Regions from separate parts of the Homo sapiens genome. Here region 2 is linked to region 1. A link is an interaction called in ENCODE POLR2A ChIA-PET data of the cell type or tissue named here. Cell type or tissue: endothelial cell of umbilical vein. All regions are shown on one strand.

Region 1 (5,000 bases):
TTTAATCTTATTATTATTATTTGTATTTTTGTAAAGAAGGGGTTTCATCATGTTGCCCAGCATCTTCAAACCGGTTGGCATCAGCTATTCCACTGAAATTCAGGCTCTGAAAACCATATTAAGCAATTCTTAAACAAATTTCTTATTATTCTAACATCAGAGATCCTATCTATAAGAGCAATGGGGATGTAAATTAATCCTTAAACAAAAGCCTTATAATTCTAACATCAGAAATGCTATTGATTCAGGAATTAAGAAGAAATCACTTAGGCAGATAGTAATGGTATGGGAGTAACCACACACCATTTCATATTTGACAATGCTTCCTGTGTAATTTTTATACCAAATAAGCCAAATTATGTCATTTTTGGACTTTAGGGAAACCAATATCTTAAAGGATTAATTAGATCAAAAAAAGACTTAATTTATAATTTGATTTTAGAAAGTTTGTCAAATATCGAAGGTTTAAAAACATTTGATATCACAGATCATCGTAAGTCATTCTCGGGAGGCTGAGGAAGGAGAATTACTTGAACCTGGGAGGTGAAGATTGCAGCAAGCTGAGATCACGTCACTGCACTCTAGCCTGGGTGACAGAGCAAGACTCTGTCTCAAAAAAAAATGAAAGAAAAGAAAAAGAAAACATTTCCTTTAGACCTTTAAGAAAACATTTTAGCATCAGGCTACAACAAACAGAACTCAAGGGGAAACAAAACTTATATGAGCTGAAAATGAATTGAAGAAGAGTGTTCCTATTTCACGTCCTTTAAAAGGGGAGAGAAAACCAAAAACAAGATGCAATAAAAGTTGAACTTTCTGTTAAGAAAACTATAATCTCCTGTAATTTATTGAGTAAATCAATCCCTTAAGAAAATTAATATTATTGTTCTAATTATTTAGTGTATAAGTGTTTTCTTTTTTTACATCAAGCCCAATCCCTGGAGAGACCATTATAATTTCTCATTAATTTTAGATAACTTGATCATATAAAAGTTTTCAGTTTTTTTCTTATAAATCCTATTCTTGTGACTTACACAGACCATTCATGACATGCTTGGACTTTCTGGTTTGACGTGACCATCCCTTTTTTTTTTTTTTTAAAACCAGTCATTTTAGTCTAGAACTAAATTTACCATACAAGATTGTTTCTTATATAAAATTATTTCTCTTTAAGCTTTCTTACCAAAAACAAAACCTCTTTATTTTTATAACTTCCTTTACATCTCTCTTATTTCCTGGTTCCTTTTACCTTGTTTTTTTTTTTTGGTTTTTTTTTTTTTTTTTGAGATGGAGTTTTACTCTTTTCACCTAGACTGGAGTGCAATGGCTTGATCTCGGCTCACTGCAACCTCTGCCTCTCGAGTTCAAGCAATTTTCCTGCCTCAGCTTCCCAAGTAGCTGGGATTACAGGTGTGCGCCACCACACCCAGGTAATTTTTGTATTTTTAGTAGAGACAGGGTTTCACCATGTTGGCCAGGCTGGTCTTGAATTCCTGACCATGTGATCTGCCTGCCTTGGCTTCCCAAAGTACTGGGATTACAGGAATGAGCAACCACGCCCAGCCCTTTTACCTTATTTTGTACAAAACCTTTAAATAAGCTTTCAATTAGACAAAAATTGTTCACTTTTTTAAAAAGGACACACTTTATTATTAGAATGTTTTCCTACAATATATTTTTGTTAGAAAATACCCAAATAACAAAATATCTATTATTTAATTTAATATAATTTTATATTCTAAATTATGAGTTTTTCTACATTTATCCCATTACATTTACCTAATTATTTTATTTTAATCATTTACCTATTTTAGTTATGAAAACTATGATAGTCATGATTTAAAGTTATGAAACTGCCATTGCAAAATTATAACTGGGACAGTGAAAAAGATCTGACCTAACTGACTCCATCTTGCTTCTAACCTCCAGGCTGTCCTTGTTCATTCCTGAGCGTAGGCCAAACTAACTTTGGGAGGAACTTAGTTTATAGTTTAGCTTTGAAACAAAGATAACAGTCCTTTCCCAAAACAAACTTTACTGCCTGTGGACTAGACTGCCTAAAGCCACAAGATTAGAAATTATAGTAATCTTACTAAATTTAAGATGTAGCTATTTCCATTAAACCAATATCAATGTCTTGTTTATTAAAAATTACATAAGCAAAGTTTATTCTATCTTGGGCTGGGTTTATAGTTTTGTAACCCCTATGCAAAATTTTGAAACTTTATAGTATTTGGTTAGGATAATTATGAAATTTCTTGATTAATAAATGCAAACAAAAATTTATGTTGGCAATTTTTATGACATTTCTAACATTACCAATAATTTTAAAACTAGCTTATTTATTAAAGATTTTACTTAAGTTATGTAAACTTGAAAAAGCATTTAACTAGTCTTTTTTCCTGATTAAAATATTTGATTCACATATTTTTATTTTCTTCAGTTAATTAATTAGAGCTCTTTTAGACATTTTCAGTAGTGAAACATTGTGTACATAACACATAAATACATAGACATATTAGGGATGCTGATAGAAGTACATCTTACAGATTCATGAACAGCTTTTTTTCTCTTATACTTTCAAATTCTTGATAACCTGTCTCACTACCCTAGGCAGTTGTTAGCTAAATAGCTTTAAATTTGCATATTGAAGGAAACAACTTAGGTGAAAATCAAACAGCAAAATTTACATGATAAGGTACAGAGAGAAAAAGTCTGACATGCTAGAGAAAAATTAAAATGAATGTAATTGCTAATTAAACATAAAACTATATAAATTATAAAGGCTTTTTATTATTTTTTATTTTTTAATTTAATTTTTTTTTGAGACGAAATTTCACTCTCGTTGCCCAGGTTGGAGTGCAATGGTGTGATCTCAGCTCACTGTAACCTCTGCCTCCCTGGTTCAAGCTATTCTGCCTCAGCCTCTCAAGTAGCTGGGATTACAGGCATGCGCCACCATGCCCGGCTAATTTTTTGGATTTTTAGTAGAGATGGGGTTTCACCATGTCGGCCAGGCTGGTCTCGAACTCCTGACCTCAGGTCATCCACCCGCTTTGGCCTCCCAAAGTGCTGGGATTCTAGGTGTGAGCCACTGCTGCCAGCCCAAAGGCCTTTTAAATACACACACACACACACACACACACACACACACACACACCCCATATAGCTTTTACTTCAAAGCTTTAGATATGAGATAAATACAAATTCACTGGCTTGCAAAAAACCTGTTGGATCCAAACAGTGGTTTTTATTTTAATAGACAAATAACAGCAGATTCAAAGCAGGCAGAAAAGAAAATAGAAAAGAGAACTTAGGAACTCTAGAGTTTGCAGGTTGACCTTAGGGCTCTTTTCCCTTAATGTAAATGTGCACAAAGACCATACTACTTCCATTTTACATAAACTCTGGCAAGTATAGAAGCCATGAAACCTACAGAATGCTCAAAAGGGGGTCATTCTCCTTGCTTTCTCCTCATTCTTAGAGTATTTGTTTCCCACTTTTTTTCTTAAAAGGAGGAACTGAGCTGTGGCCTAGGGTTTTTGTGTAGTGGATCGATGTGTGCTGCTTGTGGGCATGACAACACAGTGTGCCACCATTGAGTCGTTTCCATCGTCTTTCATGTTTTAGTTTCTCTCTCCAGAGGTCTAAGATCTCCGAGAGGGCTTAAAACACCTGGTGATCAGCCCTTATGTGCATTTCCTGGATGAGCCTGTTTAAAAATTAATTTTTGTTTGGGATTTTCCAGTAGGGCCGCTGCACATCACAGGGGTCAACCCACAAGACACTCTCACAAGGCCCCTGGTCACCCAGGGGTGCCATTCTGCTGGGAGGAGCAAAAGCCCTTTTTCTTTGGAACTGAGAAAACTCAGTCTCCTGTTAACCTGTGAAAACAACCGTTCATTTCCTCATGCAAATGCACACAGACAAGCTGAATTGAGATCAACTTGAGGAGAAAAAGGAATAGAGAAGACCCTTTAGAAAGCAGCTCTGAACTAGAATCAGGATCCTTAAACAACAACTTCCTAGGAGAAAAAAACAAAAAACACAGCCAAGACCACTTCCTGTAAACTGTGCTCAGCCACCCCTAACTTTGTAGCTCTCATCTGCCATTACACATGCCACAGTCAAATCCTCTCACAGTACAAAGTAATCTCTGGTACCCCCAAAACCAAAGAGATCAGGTCATGTAAAACAGACCTTGAAAAACAGAGCTTGAGACCTAAGAACAATCTGCTCATGACTCTTGAAACTTTACAAAGAAAACAGAACACCACAAAAAGTGTCAGTGGTGCCTTTGTTCTGAATTCTTTACAGGGATTCAAGTCATTAAAAGCCTTCTTTAGATTTTTTGGTACCGCAGATGGCAAAGGGGAAGGAGGTATAGGGTGGAAGAAAAGTAAATGAAAGAACATTGTTTGTTGTTTGTTTGTTTTAAAGATGGGAAGCAAACATAGAAACCAAGTGCATGATTTTTTGGTTTTTGTTTTTCCTCTTTTGCAGCTGTGAGGAATTTTAGCCAAATTAGAGAGGCTTTATTACCCATATCTTGGAATTCTCACTCAGATTAGACCAACTGAGGTAGAGTTGGTCAAATCTGATGAGAGAAAGACTGTAACAACAACAACGAAACCCAACAATATGATCACATCACTGAGCACTCTAATGGTAAGGAGAAATTAAGACCAGCTTATTGTTAAACCAGTCAAGACAAAATCCCAATTCAGCAACTTACCTAGCGATGGGTCTCAGGCTAAAGACTGCCTTCTACCATCCTAGAAGCAAGAAAAACACTTGAACTCATCTTCCCTGCTGGGTGCGAGTTCAAACTACATAAAGGATTTACTTACCTTCCATCGTCATGGAAGCAGAAAATTTTGCCTTCTTTGTTGGAAGCAAGTAAAATGCCAAAAAAAGGCAGGCGGGGGCAGGGGGTGGGTAGTTGCACAGCAAAATAAACTTTAGATCTTGACCAAATTTTGGGAGATCAGGGATTTTCT
Region 2 (5,000 bases), 55 kb before region 1:
TTGCAGACTCATAGAAGTCCCACCTTGGTGGTCTTGGATAAGATTATGAAGAATTCTCTGGATTACCAGGCAGAAACTCTTGTTTTCTTCCTTATTTTCTCCCAAACAGAGTCTCTCTGTGCTGAGCCGCCTGGAACTGGGGGTGAGGTGATGCAAACACCCATGTGGCCACCACCAGTGTAATTGCCCTGAGGCAGACCTGAAACCAGCATAGTACTGGGTCTTGCCCAAAGCCCATTGTAACCACCACCTGGCTACTGCCTATGTTTGCACAGGCCGTAAGGCTCTACAATAAGCAGGTGGTGAAGCCAGCCAAGCTTGTGTCCGTCTCTTCAGGATGGTGAGTTCTCCCAGGCCCCAGGCAGGTCCAGAGATGCTGTCTGGGAGCCAGGGATTGCAGTAAAAACCTTACAAGAAGTCTACCTTGTGTCTTATTCTACTGTGACTAGGCTGGCACCCAAACCACAAGACAAAATCCTTCACACTCTTCCCTCCCCTTTCCACAAGCAGAGGGGCCTCTCCCTATGGCCTCTGCCACCACTGACCCATGGCGAATTCTGTCAGACCACCACTAGTGTTCACTTAAGGCCCAAGGGCTCTTCAGTCAGCTGTGACAAATGTTGCCAGGCCTGGAACTCACCCCTCAGGGTAGTGAAATCCCCTCTGGCACAGTGCAGGTCCAGAAATGCTATCCAAGAGCCTGGACCTGGGGACCCCAAGAGCCCGTTGGTGCTCTACACCATGGCCAAGCTGATACCTGAGGCTGGCATGTCCGAGTCTCACTCAAGGTCCACAGCATACTGCCTGTGCATCGCTGTTGGTTACTCAGGGCCCATGGGCTCTTTAGTCAGCAGGTGATGAAACCTGCAAGACTGAGTACTTCCCTTCAAGGCAGAGGGTTCCCTTCTGGCCCAGGGTGTGTCTAGAAATGTTGTCTGGGAGCTAGGGCCTAGGATGGGGGCCTCACAATTCTGTCAGGTGCCCTGTCCTATTGTGGTTGAGCTGGTATCCAAGATGCAAGACAAAGTCCTTACTCTTCCCTCTCCTCTCCTCAAGCAGAAGGGAGTCACTTTTATTGCTGTGAGCTGCACTGCCTGGGGTTGGGGGAGGGGTGGCACAAGCCCTTCCTTAGCCACCCAACTGGTGTCCCATGTCCACTGGCTCTGCACTCAGCACAGAACAAGGATTTACCTAGCAACTACAGTCCTTGTGGCCTAGACTGCCTTTCAAGTTTATTTAGGACCTTAGAACACTTTAGCCCACAGTGTTGAGGCTTGCTGAAACTCAGGTTCTGACCGCTGGGATGGGCAATTCCCCTCTGGCTAGGGCTGGTCTAGATGCTCCCTCTGTGGATGGGCATCTGCTGAGTTTAACTCAGTTTTGCTTTCTGCTGTGACCAGGCAGCACTGAGTTCAACACAGGGTCCCAAAATTGCTGTGCTTTCCCTCTCTCAAGGGCACAGCACCTGCTGCTGCTAGGGGAACGGGGAAGGAGCAGCGTTACCAATTCAAAACTATCTTTCCTACCTTCTTGCAGTGATATGAAGTTAAAATCAGGTACTGTGATTGCTAACCTGATTTTTGGTTCTCATGAAGGTGCTTTTTGTATGTGTAAATAGTTGTTAAATCAGTGTTGCTGCATTGGGGGACAATTGGTAAAGGTTTCTACATTCAGCCATCTTGCTCAGACCTCTCCTGATTGAACTATTTCTTAAAAATTATTGTGGCTGGGCACAAAGGCTCACATGTGTAATCCCAGCACTTTGAAAGGCTGAGGCAGGATGATCACTTAAGGCCAGGAGTTCAAGACCAGCCTGCGTAACATAGCAAGACCCCATCTCTACAACAATAAAAAAATTATCTGGGTATGGTGATGCATGCCTGTAGTCCCAGCTACTTGGGAGGCTAAGGTGGGAGGATTGCTTGAGCTCAGGAGTTCAAGGTTACAGTGAGCTATGATCATGCCACTGCACTCCAGCCTGGGCAAGAGTGACACCTTGTCTCTAAAAAAATAATTTGGCTGGGCGCAGTGGCTCACACCTGTAATCCCAGCACTTTGGGAGGCTGAGGTGGGTGGATCATGAGGTCAAGAGTTCAAGACCAGCCTGGCCAAGATGGTGAAACCTCATCTCTACTAAAAATACAAGAAAATTAACTGGGCGTGGTGGCACACACCTGTAATCCCAGCTATTTGGGAGGCTGAGGCAGAGAATTTCTTAAACCCAGGAGGCAGAGGTTGCAGTGAGCCGAGATCACGCCACTGCCCTCCAGCCTGGGTGACAGAGCGAGACTCTATCTCAAAAATAAATAAATAAATAATTTATTTTAGACTTTTTCATTATGCTTGAATATTTTCAAAATAAAAATTAGGGAAAACATTCCTCTTTAATGTTTACATACAAACAATTCCATTGGCCTTAAAACTCTTAACTAGTCTTTCTTGGCACATAAACTCTTCTCTGAGGAGTAACTAAAATAATAATCCTTTCTTTTTTTTTTTTTTTTTTTAATTTTTTGAGATGGAGTCTTGGTCTGTCACCCAGGCTGGAGGGCAGTGGCGCGATTTCAGCTCACTGTAACCTCCGCCTCCTGGGTTCAAGCGATTCTCCTGCTTCAGCCTCCTGAGTAGCTGGGATTGCAGGCATCCACCATCATGCCCGGCTAGTTTTTGTATTTTCGTAGAGATGGGGCTTCACCATGTTGACCAGGCTGGTCTTGAACTCCTGACCTCAGTGATCTGCCCGCCTCGGCCTCCCAAAGTGCTGGGATTACAGGCATGAGCCATTGTGCCCAGCCATTCCTCTCTTTTTAACTTGAAACGTCTTCGGAACAATTACTAAATACATCATGCCACTCTGTATTACTTGGTGATTTACATGTTTAAATCCTTCAGTCAACTGCAAGCTCTTTAAGGTAAGGACTGGGTTTTATATAATGCTGCACAAAACTGATCTCAGTGTATTACTCATATTACACATCTATTGATGCTCATTAAGTTAAGCCAGCAAACAATAACTTTTTTACTCCAGCTTGCCAGGAGTAAAAAAAAAAAAAAAAAAAAAAGAAATAGAAGTCAAACAAAGAGTCTATTTAAAATATCAGCTTATTGTTTATATAGTGTGGAATTCATACAGCAATCAAAGGGCTTTACTGTCTGTACCCAGATGCTCATTGTTATTGAATGACTCATATTCTTCATAATTTTTATTTAAAAGTTGCAGTCTAAGTCTTAACTTTAACATGATTAACAGTATTATGGTTTTTCTTTATGTTTTGAGTTTTTTTGTAGACATGGGGTCTATTTTGCCCAGGCTGGTCTCAAATTCTTACCTCAAGAGATCTTCCCCCTTTGGCCCTTCAAAGCACTGGGATTACAGGCATAAGCATCCACTATAGGCCAAGGTACTTTGTATTTAAATAAAAGGTTTATAAGGAAGTCTAAAATTCATATTTTACTAAATTTTACCATATTTTCCTGAAGTAGTAGATTAAAAATATATTTAAATTAATTCATAGATGGCTGGGGAAAAAAGGCATATAAAGAGAACAAGTGACTTGTCCTAAATGACACAATCAATTCTCAATACTTTCTCTTTTCAATGATGCATGCTTATTTTCTACTTGATGAGTTGGATTGTACTTTACAGGAAACCTAAAATAAATTCTTAGGTCAGGAAATGTGACTTCGATTAATTACAAAACATATATTTATGTGTAATGTGTTCTTAAAGCTGTAATTTACAAATATTCATAATGATTTCCAAGCTTCAGTCTGCCTCTTGATATAGGTCCATTTCATTTATATAATCATAAATAATAATAAGTTAGTATTTATTTTGCTGATTTAAGGTGTTCATCCAAAAGTTCAGCAATGGCTTCTTCATCTGCTGATTGAAGCAGTCTCTGAATTAGCTGATCCAGGCCCTTCCCACCACATAAAAATTCCTGGTAAAAGAGAGAGCTATTATGAAACCTAATGATTAGAAATATAAGCAAAGACTTTAGTGTTTATTTATTTAATTTCTTTGCAGTCATTATTTAATAACAATAAAGGATTACTAATGTTCTGTAATACAATGAACACAATCGCTAACTTGGGAAGATCCCCACTCTGTAGAAGAATTCAGTTAGCATTTTATTTTAAAATAAATCTTCTGAGATTTGGATTTTCCTAACAACTCCAGAGACAACAAAACAAAGAGATCTAGATGGACTTTTGAAACTGACCACCTCCCTCCCTTTAAAATTCCACTGATTGGCTTTTATGACAACACCATTCTAGGCTCTCAAACCATCTTTAGGAGAACGGGTTTGCTGGATTTTCTCTTATTGTACCCTAAAAAAAAAATGCTTTTATTCTTGTCCTGAAAATTCTACCCTTTTCACTCACATTATGTTATTTCCCAGAGGAAAAAGACTGAAAGGTCTCAATTCCACAAGCAATTTGTTCCACAAGCATTTTGTGCATTAATGCACATACTGCTCCTTGCCAACTCCTCTGGATCTGACTGAGAGGAAGCCTCCCCCGACCATTCAAGCTCACCCTTCTGCTAATCCTCAAAGTTTAGATTATTTCATCTGTAAGTGGTTTATGATAGTTTTTTATTTTTAAACCGAAAACATGATGATCTAGAAGTCCTGTGTAACTGAAAAATATTTTTGTTGAAATATTTAGGGGTGAAGTGTCTTTGAGGTCTGCAATTTGCTTTCAAATGGTTCAAGAGCAACACAGGTTTATAGAGAGACAGAGGAAATGGTGGGGGGAAAGAGAAGGAAAATACAGTAAAATATTAACAACTGTTGAATCTAGGTATAGTCTATATTGTGCTGATTGACTAATCTTTTTTTTTGAGACTGGCTCTTGCTCTGTCGCCCAGGCTGGAGTATAGTGGTGTGATCTCGGCTCACTGCAACCTCTGCCTCCTGGGCTCAAGCAATCCTCCCACCTTAGCTTCCCGAGTAGCTGGGACTACAGGCACATGCTACACACCCAGCTAATTT

What was found. ChIA-PET counts read pairs that join two places held together with the same protein. Peaks named below come from ENCODE experiments on the same cell type or tissue, not always from the same donor. Only the 100,000 strongest peaks of a DNase experiment are listed, where the experiment ranks them.
Region 2: POLR2A ChIA-PET joins it to region 1 with 7 read pairs; 2 of 35 experiments call an interaction of 5 or more read pairs at or near these places.

The regions. Positions count from the first base shown.
Region 1 is chr13:41,267,933-41,272,932 of GRCh38, forward strand. It overlaps a transcript of MTRF1 not described here. Among named protein-coding and RNA genes, the nearest start is that of MTRF1, 6.9 kb to the left of the region's middle. In endothelial cell of umbilical vein, no CTCF peak of the experiment used is centred here; no DNase peak of the experiment used is centred here.
Region 2 is chr13:41,213,285-41,218,284 of GRCh38, forward strand. MTRF1 (mitochondrial translation release factor 1) reads right to left here. Exons shown (of 10, transcript NM_004294.4): 10 at 3,085-3,944. The coding sequence ends at 3,831. All of the region lies in intron 3 of KBTBD6-DT (KBTBD6 divergent transcript), which reads left to right. Among named protein-coding and RNA genes, the nearest start is that of KBTBD7, 21 kb to the left of the region's middle. In endothelial cell of umbilical vein, no CTCF peak of the experiment used is centred here; a DNase peak (open chromatin) is centred at 3,117; H3K27ac peaks cover 209 bases.